2 separate regions of the Homo sapiens genome follow, and region 2 is linked to region 1. Evidence: read pairs that join two places in POLR2A ChIA-PET (ENCODE). Cell type or tissue: Panc1. All regions are shown on one strand. Links, peaks and the distances in the headings refer to the core of each region. The heading gives the core; the rest is flanking DNA.

What was found. Peaks named below come from ENCODE experiments on the same cell type or tissue, not always from the same donor. Only the 100,000 strongest peaks of a DNase experiment are listed, where the experiment ranks them.
Region 2: POLR2A ChIA-PET joins it to region 1 with 8 read pairs; 3 of 35 experiments call an interaction of 5 or more read pairs at or near these places.

The regions. Positions count from the first base shown.
Region 1 is chr6:10,342,274-10,347,655 of GRCh38, reverse strand. No RefSeq gene overlaps it. Among named protein-coding and RNA genes, the nearest start is that of TFAP2A-AS2, 60 kb to the left of the region's middle. RefSeq lists an enhancer at 1-468. In Panc1, for the core only: no CTCF peak of the experiment used is centred there; no DNase peak of the experiment used is centred there; H3K27ac peaks cover 357 bases.
Region 2 is chr6:10,122,369-10,127,750 of GRCh38, reverse strand. The region is part of intron 1 of LOC124900218 (a long non-coding RNA gene); the gene reads left to right. It also overlaps the pseudogene OFCC1. Among named protein-coding and RNA genes, the nearest start is that of TFAP2A-AS2, 280 kb to the left of the region's middle. In Panc1, for the core only: no CTCF peak of the experiment used is centred there; no DNase peak of the experiment used is centred there.

The DNA of each region.
Region 1 (5,382 bases), core at 66-5,065:
GGAGGTGATTAGGTCAGAAGGGCAGAGCCCTCATGAATGCGATCGGTGCCTTTATAGAAGAGTCCTCAGAAAGCTGCCTTGCCCTTTCCACCATGTGAGGGCACAATGAGAAGGCACTGTCTATGACAACCAAGAAGTGTGTCCTCACCAGACACCAAATCTTTCTTTGTTTTCTTGAGACAGAGTCTTGCTCAGTCACCCAGGCTGAAGTGCAATGGTGCTATCTTGGCTCACTGCAACCTCCGCCTCCCAGGTTCAAGTGATTCTCCCACCTCAGCTTCCCAAGTAACTGGGATTACAGGCACCCACTACCAGGCCCGTGTAATTTTTGTATTTTTTTGTAGAGATGGGGTTTCACCATGTTCTCTAGTTTGGTCTTGAACTCCTGACCTGAAGTAATTCATGCACCTTGGCCTCCCAAAATGCTGGGATTATAGGCGTGAGCCACCGCGCCCAGCCACCAATCTATTGGTGCCTTGATCTTGAACAGCCCAGTCTCCAGAACTAAATTTCTGTTGTTTATAAGCTACCTAGCTTATAGTAGAGTTGACTCTTGAATGACATGGGTTTGAACTGCCTGGGTCCACTGATATGTAGATTTTTTTCAATAAATTTATTGAAAAAGTTTTTAGAGATTTGCAATAATTTGAAAAAACTTGCAAACTGCTGTAGCTTATATGGCAAATATAGGCAAAAAAAATACTGAAAAAATTAAGAAAAAGCTATGTCATGAATGCATAAATTCTATATAGATACTGGTCTATTTATTTGTTAATCAGCTTTATGTTATGGGTAAGGTGACGTGGTTTGGATCTGTGTTCCCACCCAAATCTCATATTCAGTTGGAATCCCCAGTGTTGGAGGTGGGGCCTGGTGGGAGGTGATTTGATCATGGGGACGGTTTCTAATGCTTTAGCACCTTCTCCCCAGTGCTGTTCTCATGATAGGGTTCTCACGAGATCTGATTGTGTGAAAGTATGTGGCACCTTCACCCTCTCTCTCTTCCTCCTGCCTCGACCACGTGACATGTTGTCTCCCTCTTCACCTTCCACCATGATTGTAAGTTTCCCGAGGCCTACCTAGAAGCCAACAGATGCTGCCATGCTTTGCTCTGTCGCCCAGGCTGGAGTACAGTGGTGCGATCTCGGCTCACTGCAACCTCTGCCTCCTGGGTTCGAGCGATTCTCCTGAGTAGATGGGATTACAGGTGTGCACAACCACTCCCAGCTAATTTTTGTATTTTTAGTAGAGACGGGGTTTCATCATGTTGGTCAGGCTGGTCTCGAACTCCTGACCTCATGATCTGCCCGCCTCGGCCTCCCAAAGTGCTGGCATTACAGGTGTGAGCCAACGCACCCGGCCAACCTCTTTTGTTTATAGGTATTTCTTTATAGCAATGCCAGAACGTACTACTACATAAGGCTTCTGGTCAACAGTAGGCTATTAGTAGTTAAGTTTTTGGAGAGTCAAAAGTTATACGTGGATTTTCTACTGCACAGGAGTTGGCACTCCAAACACCCCCATACAGTTCAAGGCTCAACTGTATTTTCTTATAGCAGCCCAAACAGGCTAAGAAAAGTCTATTCTCTAATCTGTTGATGATGTAATTTATTTAAGTGGAAATTCTTAAAATCTTCATGGGTTTTCTGAAGCCCTACAAAGTCAAGTCCCCACTCCTTAAATCCTGAATATGGCACATAAGGTTATTATATTTTCCCCTACAGACTCACACTCCCAGACCTCTGCAGCTTTGCTGGTGGGGTTCAGGCACGGGTACCCCACACTCCAGGCAAGTTGTACTTCCGGTCCTTTCCCATGCAGTCACCCCTCACCATTCCAGGCTTTTCATCCCTGCCCAAGGTCCTCTTAACTCTCTTCCTGACACATTAATTTTATTTCATTTCATGAAAAAAAATGGGTGTTTATTTGAAATTGCATATTATTTTGTATGATCTACTTTTCTGTTACACAAATGCTGTAATTTAAACAAAACAGTAAGGACAGGTGCAGTCACTTGCACCTATAATCCCAGCCATTTGGGAGGCCGAGACAGGAGAGTTGCTTGAGCCCGGGAATTGGAGGCTGCAGAGAGATATGATCGTACTACTGCACTCCAGCCTGGGAGACAGAGTAAGATCCTGTCTCAGAAAAAACCCCACACATACACACAAAAAATAAGACTAGTTAAGAGTGATAATTGGAGCATCTTAGTTGCAATAATTAAATAATGTGTGAGAAAAATGTAACAAAATTTTTTCTATCCTCTTCTACACCATTTTAGTTTAACACTTAAAACTCTTTCATTGGTTATTGATTTCTTCAGCTTTATTGAGGTAGAATTGACAAATATAGTTGTATAAATTTAACATATATAATGTGATGATTTGATATAGTGTGCATTGTGAAATGATCGTACAATCAAGTGAGTTTTTAATTTCTATCACCTCACCTAGTTAAAATTTTTTTGTGTGTGGTAAGAACACTTGAAATTTACTCTCTCAGCAAATCTTTCTTTCTTTCTCTCTTCCCTCCCTCCCTCCCTTCCTCCCTCCCTTCCTTCCTTCCTTTCTTTTCTTTCTTTCTTTTCTTTTTTTTTTTTCTTCAAGGGCTCACTCTGTTGCCCAGGCTGGAGTGCAGTGGCACGATCATAGCTCACTGCAGCTTCCAGCTCTTGGGTTCAAGAGGTCCTCCCACCTTGGCCTCCCAAAGTGCTGGTATTATAGGTGTGAGCCATGATGCCCAGCCAGCAAATTTCAAGTATACAGTACAGAATTATTAACTCTAGTCAGCAGCTGTGCATTAGGTCTCCAGAATTTATTCATCTTTCTTTTCATAGATGGGATCTCACTTGGTTGCCCAGGCTCGACTCCAACTCCTGACCTCAAGGGATCCTTCTGCCTCAGCCTCCTGAGTAGCTGGGACTACAGGCACGTACCGCTGTGCCCGGCTTGAATTTATTTATCTTATCACTGAAACTTTGTCCCCTTTGACCAGCATCTCCCATTTCCTCCACCCTCAGCCCCTGGTAATCATCATTCTTTTCTCTGCTTCTATGAGTTTGACTTTTTTAGATTCCACATGTAAGTGAGATCATGCAGGCATCTGTCTGTGTGTCCCTGGCTTATTTCACTGGGCATAATGTCCTCTCGGTTTGTCCAGGTTGTTCTGTCTCCTGACAGATTCTTATTCATTCTTCAGAACTCAGCCAAGTCTTGCCTTCGGTGCGGCTTTCCCTGGCTCCCCTGGACTGCTCGCTCTCCTCTCTGTGCTCACCAGCTCTTGCTTCAATCCTTGACTCCAGCACTTTCCAGACACTTAATCCAAGCTTGCTAGATGTGTGAGCAGGTACAGGGTGGAACCAGGTTGATGCAACAAATTGATGGGCATTACTGATGAACCTGGGGTGAAAGTTCTGTGTGTACATTTGCGGAAAGATGTTGGTGTTTGGGAGAGGATTTCTCCTGCTCAGGCTAATTTCCGAATGGCAATTTCCCACTTGATTAGCATGAGCTCTAGCTAGATAGGGATAGGCCACATGGGTCAATGCCATCTCTTTTGAAAATCGTGACAGACTATACTAGGTCTAAGTGAAATTGTTATCAATATTGAGGACTTTAGTGATTATTGCAGTGATATCCTCAAATTTCTGCTTTTTTTTTTTTTTCCGCAGAGTGTCACTCTGTCACCCAGGCTGGAGTGCAGTGGCACAATCTCGGCTCACTGCAACCTCTGCCTCCCAGGTTCAAGCGATTCTTCTGCCTCAGCCTCCCAAGTAGCTGGGACCACAGACACTGTGGGAGGCTTGAGGCCCATGACATCAATTTAGGCATCCGGAGAAGGTAGGAGGCAGGGGAACAGGTAGGGGGAAGGTGTGGGGCCCTGCGTGTCTTGAATGTCCCCTCCAAAGCTCATGTTGAAACTTAACTCCCAATGTGGCAGTATTGAGACGTGGGGCCTTTTGGAGGTGATTAGGTCTTGAGGGCTTTGCCTCCATGAACGGATTAATCCATTCATGGATTCATGGATTAACCAGTCCGTGGATTGATGGGTTATTATGGGACTGGAACTGGTGGCTTTGTAAAAAGAGGAAGAGAGTCCTGAGCTGGCCTACTCAGCTCCTCTGATGTGACACCCTGCACCACCTCAGGACTCTGCAGAGTCCTCACCAGCAGGAGGCTCTCATTAAACGTGGCCCCTCAGCCTTGGAATTCCCAGCCTCCAGAACTGTACAAAATAAATACCTTTTCTTTTTAAATCATTCAGTTTCAAGTATTCTGTTATAAACAACAGAAAATAAACTATTACAGAATCATGGTGTGGAGAAAAAAAATAACAAAAAGAAAATGGACTAAGACAGACTCCACTGGAGAAGTAGTAGTTTTTAATTGCTATTAACATAGGTCAGGTGTGGTGGCTCATGCCTGTAATCCCAGGAATTTAGGAGGCTGAAGTGGAAGGATTGCTTGAGGTCAGGAGTTCAAGACCAACCTGGGCAACACAGAAAAGCCCTGCCTCTACAAAGAATTTTTAAAAATTAGCCAGGCATGGTGGCATGTGCCTGTAGTCCCAGCTATGTGGAAGGCTGAGGCGTTTAGCCACTTGAGCCCAAGAGTTCAAGGCTGCAGTGAGCTATGATTGTGCCACTGAACTCTAGCCTGGGCAACAGAGCAAGACCTTGTCTCTAAAAATACATTTTTTTAAAAATTATGAAAATAGTGTGGGCATGGTGGCTCACACCTGTAATCCCAGCACTTTGAGAGGCTGAGGTGGGAGGATCACTTGAGCCCAGGAATTCAAGACCAGCCCAGCCAACGTGGTGAGAGCCCGTCTCTACAAAAAGTTTAAAAAATAATGAAAATAAAATAATTAAATAATAATAATAATAATAACTATAAAAAAATTGAAAACAACAACAATTCCTCACAGTGGGTATCCTTTAAGCTGGAACAAAAGGAGAAGATGCTATGGTCTGAATGTGTCCCCCCAGAATTCATGTGTGGAAGCATGATCTGCAATATGGTGGTATTAAAGAGGATGGGGCTTCGGGAGGTGATTAGGTCATGAAGACGCAACCATCATGAATGGGATTAGTGCTTTTGTAAAAGACATCTGAGGGAGACTGTTTGCCGCTTCCACCATGTGAAGGTGCAGGAAGGAGGCACCAGCTATGAGGAAGAGGCCCTCCCCAGACGCCAGAAACTGCTGCACCTTGATCCTGGACTTCCCAGCCTCTCCAACTTGGAGCAATACATTTCCACTCTTTATAAATGACCCACTCTAAATTATTTTGTTTTAGCAGCCCAAAGAGACTGACAGAGAGAAAAGTTTGATGAACAGTTTAAAGTGGGGAATAAGTATATTTTTGCAGAGAACTGTAAGGAG
Region 2 (5,382 bases), core at 120-5,119, 220 kb after region 1:
CCTTTTCAGACTCAACAGGAGGCTAGTCACCCAGGGCGTGAATATCAGGAGGTGGGAATCATGGGGCCTCTTTAGAGTCTCTCTATCACAGTTTCAGGAGTGCTGGCAGAAGACATGAGACTCCTGGATCAGAGACAAAAGACTTTATTATTTACAGAAGCAAAACCCAGAGTATCTGCATTTGTGCTGATTTCCTGAGTGCCATTTCTCAAAGTGTGATGTGAAGAGGGCTAGATGGTATCTGCACATGGAGTAGGGTGTGCTTTGGGGAAGGAACTCTGAGCTTAGACAGACTAGATGTTTTATTAGAATCAGTAAGCATGCCTGACCTATGCCCTGAAGGAAGGTATAATCTTTGTTGCTGTGAACCATAAGCAGACCTGCCTTTGCTCTGAAGGGAGACATTACCTCTGTTTTCCAAGATTGTTTGCTCTGTAAACATCCTTGAAAAGATAGTCTGAAACCAATGCAGCCAGAACCTCTGCTTGGAAGATATGCAGAAGCATAAAACTAATGGAGAATTATCTCCTGGTGGGCATATGTTGACTCTGAGGAGCATACCTATGTATAATAGGAAAATATAGATATGTACATAAATAACTGTAATGAATGAGTGAATCTGAAAAGAGAAATTCAGTGTGCTATGAAAGCTCAAAGGAAGGCAAAGTTATTTCTAACTCCAGCGAACAGGCAATCCTTCACAATATTAATTTTGAAGCATCATGAGGATTTCAACTGGTGAGGAAAGGTGGAAAGGAAGGTGGAAATGAAAGAAGCAGTAAGGGTAGAAGAAGGAGGGAAGGTACCACATAGGTTCCCCATGTGGGGCAGTTAGTTTGACTCAACACTGGGTTAAGAAAAGGGCAGCACGGTATGGAGAAAAGTCGGAAAATGTAGAATTAAGTTGGCTGATTGTGGACCTTAAATACTTGTTTAGGTGCCATTAAAGTGTCTTGAGGAGTCCAGTTGGTGTCACGAAGGTGTTTTGAGTGAATGAGTGTAAGGGAGCCATTAATTCAGTATTACACTTTAGGGGTTATAATCTAGAGATGATGGGATGACTTGGAGTCGGCAAAAGACTTGAGGCAGAACTCCTGGTGAAAAAAAACTATTTTAAATGGTACAAGCCAGAAGGTGATGCAAGTCTAATGTATTCCTGTGGTAGTGAGAAGAAAGCGGTGCAGTTGGACGTAGACCTCTTTCATTGGTACAGCTGTTTGACTTGGTAGCTCATTGCTCCTATAATGCAAGAAAAAGGGAAGAATCAAGGGAATCCTAGGTAACTGAGAGGCTGGTGGCCCCAAGAGGAGAAATAGAGAAACTATGATAAGGTACAGATACCAGGGAGAATTTGATAAATTTGGTTTGGAATCAAAAAGAAGCCCTTTGTAAATGAACCTATTTAAATAGTTGGGTGATATCTTAATGCACTTAGATTTAATTTATTTGGTACAATACAAATTAGATGTCAAGAAAAGTCTAAAGCATTGTGACTCAAATTCAGGACCACCTTACTAAGTTTGGGTGGTAACAATTAGGAAGATGGAGATTTTCTTCTTTCATTTGACTGACATCATGCTTAGGGAAAAGAACAATCCATTTAAATAAGGATTTCTTAAAAACTGTATCGTTTCCATACGTTTAAGATCAGAAAATGTGATTATATACTACAGTTCATTTAGGTGGGAGGAGGCCATTTTTAAAGGCTAAAATTTATTATCTAAGAAGTAGGTCTTAATTTTTAAACTCATTGACTTCATAGGTGAAACACACACATACAGACTTTTCTCATTTAAGGAGAGTTATTTTGTATGTTTTTACGTAATTTGATCTTACCCTTCGATGCTGAGTACCTGGTATAGACACACACCATTGTTCCTTCAAGTGTAACCCCTTTCTAAACAGTGTGTATTCACCAGGAAGTGCTAGAATAGTTTTTGCTCCCACTGTCATTTTTAAAATTTTGTTTCTGAGCCAGCTTTCACGGTATTTGTTTCGCACTCAAAAACCAAAGTTATAATTAAGGCAGCTGTCATATGATAGCAGTAGGCACCTGGACACTTCAACTTACCTACCAGGGAAGAGAGACGGAGCAGGAAAGGAGAGAAAGACAGAAAACAGAGCCCTGAAAGTGCCTTCCTTCTTGTTCTATATTTTAAGAGGTCAATAAGATAACTTTATTAAATAAAAGAAGGAGGCCAGGTGCGGTGGCTCGCGCCTGTAATCCCAGCACTTTGGGAGGCCGAGGTGGGCAGATCATGAGGTCAGGAGATCAAGACCATCCTGGCTAACATGGTGAAACCCCATCTCTACTAAAAATACAAAAAATTAGCGTGGAGTGGTGGCACAGGCCTGTAGTCCCAGCTACTCAGGAGGCTGATGCAGGAGAATCGCTTGAACCCGGGAAGTGGAAGTTGCAGTGAGCCGAGATTACGCCACTGCACTCCAGCCTGGGTGACAGAGCAAGACTCCATCTCAAAAAATAAAATAAAATAAAATTAAATTAAAAAAAGGAAATACTTACTGTGACTTTTATATACTCAGTTTTAGAATCTTCAAAGCAACTCCATTTATTTATTTATTTATTTATTTATTTGAGTAGATACAGGGTCCCACTATGTTGCCCAGGCTGGTCTCGAACTCCTGGCCTCAAGCGATCCTCTCACCTCAGCCACCCAAAGTGCTGGGATGGCAGGCGTGAGCCACCATGCCTAGCCCATTTATTCTCATTTTATAGATTGGAAAATTGAGGCTCAGGAACGTTTAATCACCTTCCTTCAGCTATAAAGTTGTTTTTTAGTGAAGTTTGTCAGTTCTTTCTTTCTCTTTCCACTATACAATGAGTTTCTCTCCAAGAGCTAAATGACCAATATCACCAAATGTGATTTGAAGTGACACATGTACAGGGAAATTTCAAAAAAATAAACACGACTTGGTGTCTTTCTCAGGAAACCTTAACTTAAGCCAATCCTGGTTTGATATTTGAACTTAATGAGAAACTTGCTTTCTTACTTACCTAAATTCTTTTTTTTTTTTTTGACATGGCATCTCACTCTGTCGCCAGGCCAGGCTGGAGTGCAGTGGCACAATCTCAGCTCACTGCAACCTCCACCTCTCAGGTTCAAGCAAGTCTCCTGCCTCAGCCTTCCAAGTAGCTGGGACTACAGGTGCACGCCACCACACCTGGCTAAGTTTTGTATTTTTAGTAGAAACGGGGTTTTGCCATGTTGGCCAGGTTGGTCTTGATCTCTTGACCTTGTAATCCACCCACCTCAGCCTCCCAAAGTGCTGGGATTACAGGTGTGAGCCACCGTGCCCGGCCTTTACTTACCTCAATTCTTTACCTTAAATTTAAACACTTCTACCTACATCATGTTGGGGCATTATCCATCCAAATACCCTCTGGCTTTCTCTGATCGCTGGAAACTCCTGTGCATTTTTCTTGTCCCAGTAGCAGTTTCTAAGCACTTTGACTATTTATTTTCTCAGTACTTCCCACTTTCCACAGTATGACAAGTCTTTCTGGTGTCTAGCTTACCTACAAAATACATTCCTACAGCAGAATCAAGAAATAAAAATTACGGGCACTAATGGGGTACTGCTACTCTCCAGTATTGATACCCATGCAATTACTTTTCTCAAATCAGAATGTGATAATACTTTGCTTTTCTTCCTTTAAATGCTATTTAAGAAATTAAATATATGACATTTTTTGCAGCTGTTTTCTGCGTCTAGGTATTATTTGCATTGGAAATGTCATACAATAACTTTTTCAGAAGCAAAGTTTTCTTCAGAAACAAACACCTTTATGTTAAGACCTCTGCAGATCAGTCTTAGTTTAAAGCTTATGTTATTATAAAAAAAATACAGTTTAGGCCGGGTGTGGTGGCTCACGCCTGTAATCCCAGCACTTTGGGAAGCTAAGGCGGGCAGATCACGAGGTCAGCAGATTGAGACCATCCTGGCCAACATGGTGAAACCCCGTCTCTACTAAATATACAAAAATTAGCTGGGCATGGTGCGTGCACCTGTAGTCCCAGCTACTGGGGAGGCTGGGGCAGGAGAATCGCTTGAACCCAGGAGCTGGACATTGCAGTGAGCTGAGATCACGCCACCGCACTCCAGCCTGGTGACAGAGAGAGACTCCGCCTCAAACAAAACAAAACAAAACAAAACAATTTAGAGTAGCATTTTAAAATGAAAGTATTTTAAACAAAGATTTAAGATGATTTTTGCCCTCTGCCTTCCAGTCTGTGAATTCACATTCCTAAGAAATCCTTAGTCCTCGATCTTGGTATGTCCCTCTCAGTCACATATTGTAAGAAGGTGGATAAGGGCAAGCATGGTCATTTATATTGCTGAAGTTCAGGGTTGAATACATACAGATCAAATCCACCCTAAAATAAGTAGAAAACAGCAAGGCAGCCATTTGTGAAGCTAATTAAGTGGCACATTTTTTTTTAGCTTATGCTTGTTAAAAAACTATGTGCTATTTTATGAAACCAAGGCTGAAAGTGATACATACCATTGAGGGTAACACTTTTTGGACTTATTGCTATTGTTATTATATTTGAGCAATGAAGAGCATTTGGGTATAATTTAGGGCTATTTACCTTCACCCTTCTTAATATCTGTAGTCTACCCAGCTATCTCCACAACTCTTTAGCTGTCTCTGGCTTAACCATCACCATGTAGTGCACCAAAAGACTTGTGCAAGACTATTTACAGTAGCATTATTCCTCACAGCTTCAAACTGGAAACAACTGAAAAGTCCACTCACCGTTGACTGGATAAATTGTGGTAGATTCACATCATGGAATGAAAAGAACAAAACCCATTATATAAAGTGACACGGATAAATCACAGTCAATGTGATAAGTAAAAGAAGCTGGTGACAAGAGTGTAGGAACTGCAAGATTCCATTTCTATGAAGCTTAAAAGTAGCCCAAACTAATGTAAGATAATAGCATAAGTAATCCGTGCTTTAAAAATTTTAAAAACATTTTTAATGTTTTGATTGACACATAATAACTGTACATGTTTATAGGGTACATAGTGATGCTGTAGTACATATAATGTCTGATGATCAAATCAGGGTGATTAGTATGGTGGTTGGACAATTTTTTCACTTACTTTTCTAGGAAAGTACCTCTGTGTACATAGGATAACACACTATTATCAAACTCTATCTAACTTTGCTAATCTCATAGGTTAAACAAATTAAGTTCTTTTAGTTAAGTTCTAATTTTTATTTCTTATTATGAATGAAGTTGAACATCTTTCCATGTGACTAAAAGACCTTTTTAGTTCCTTTTTCTGTGAAACTCCCATATGTATATGTGTGTTTTTGTGCATACACACTCATATACATATATGTAAATA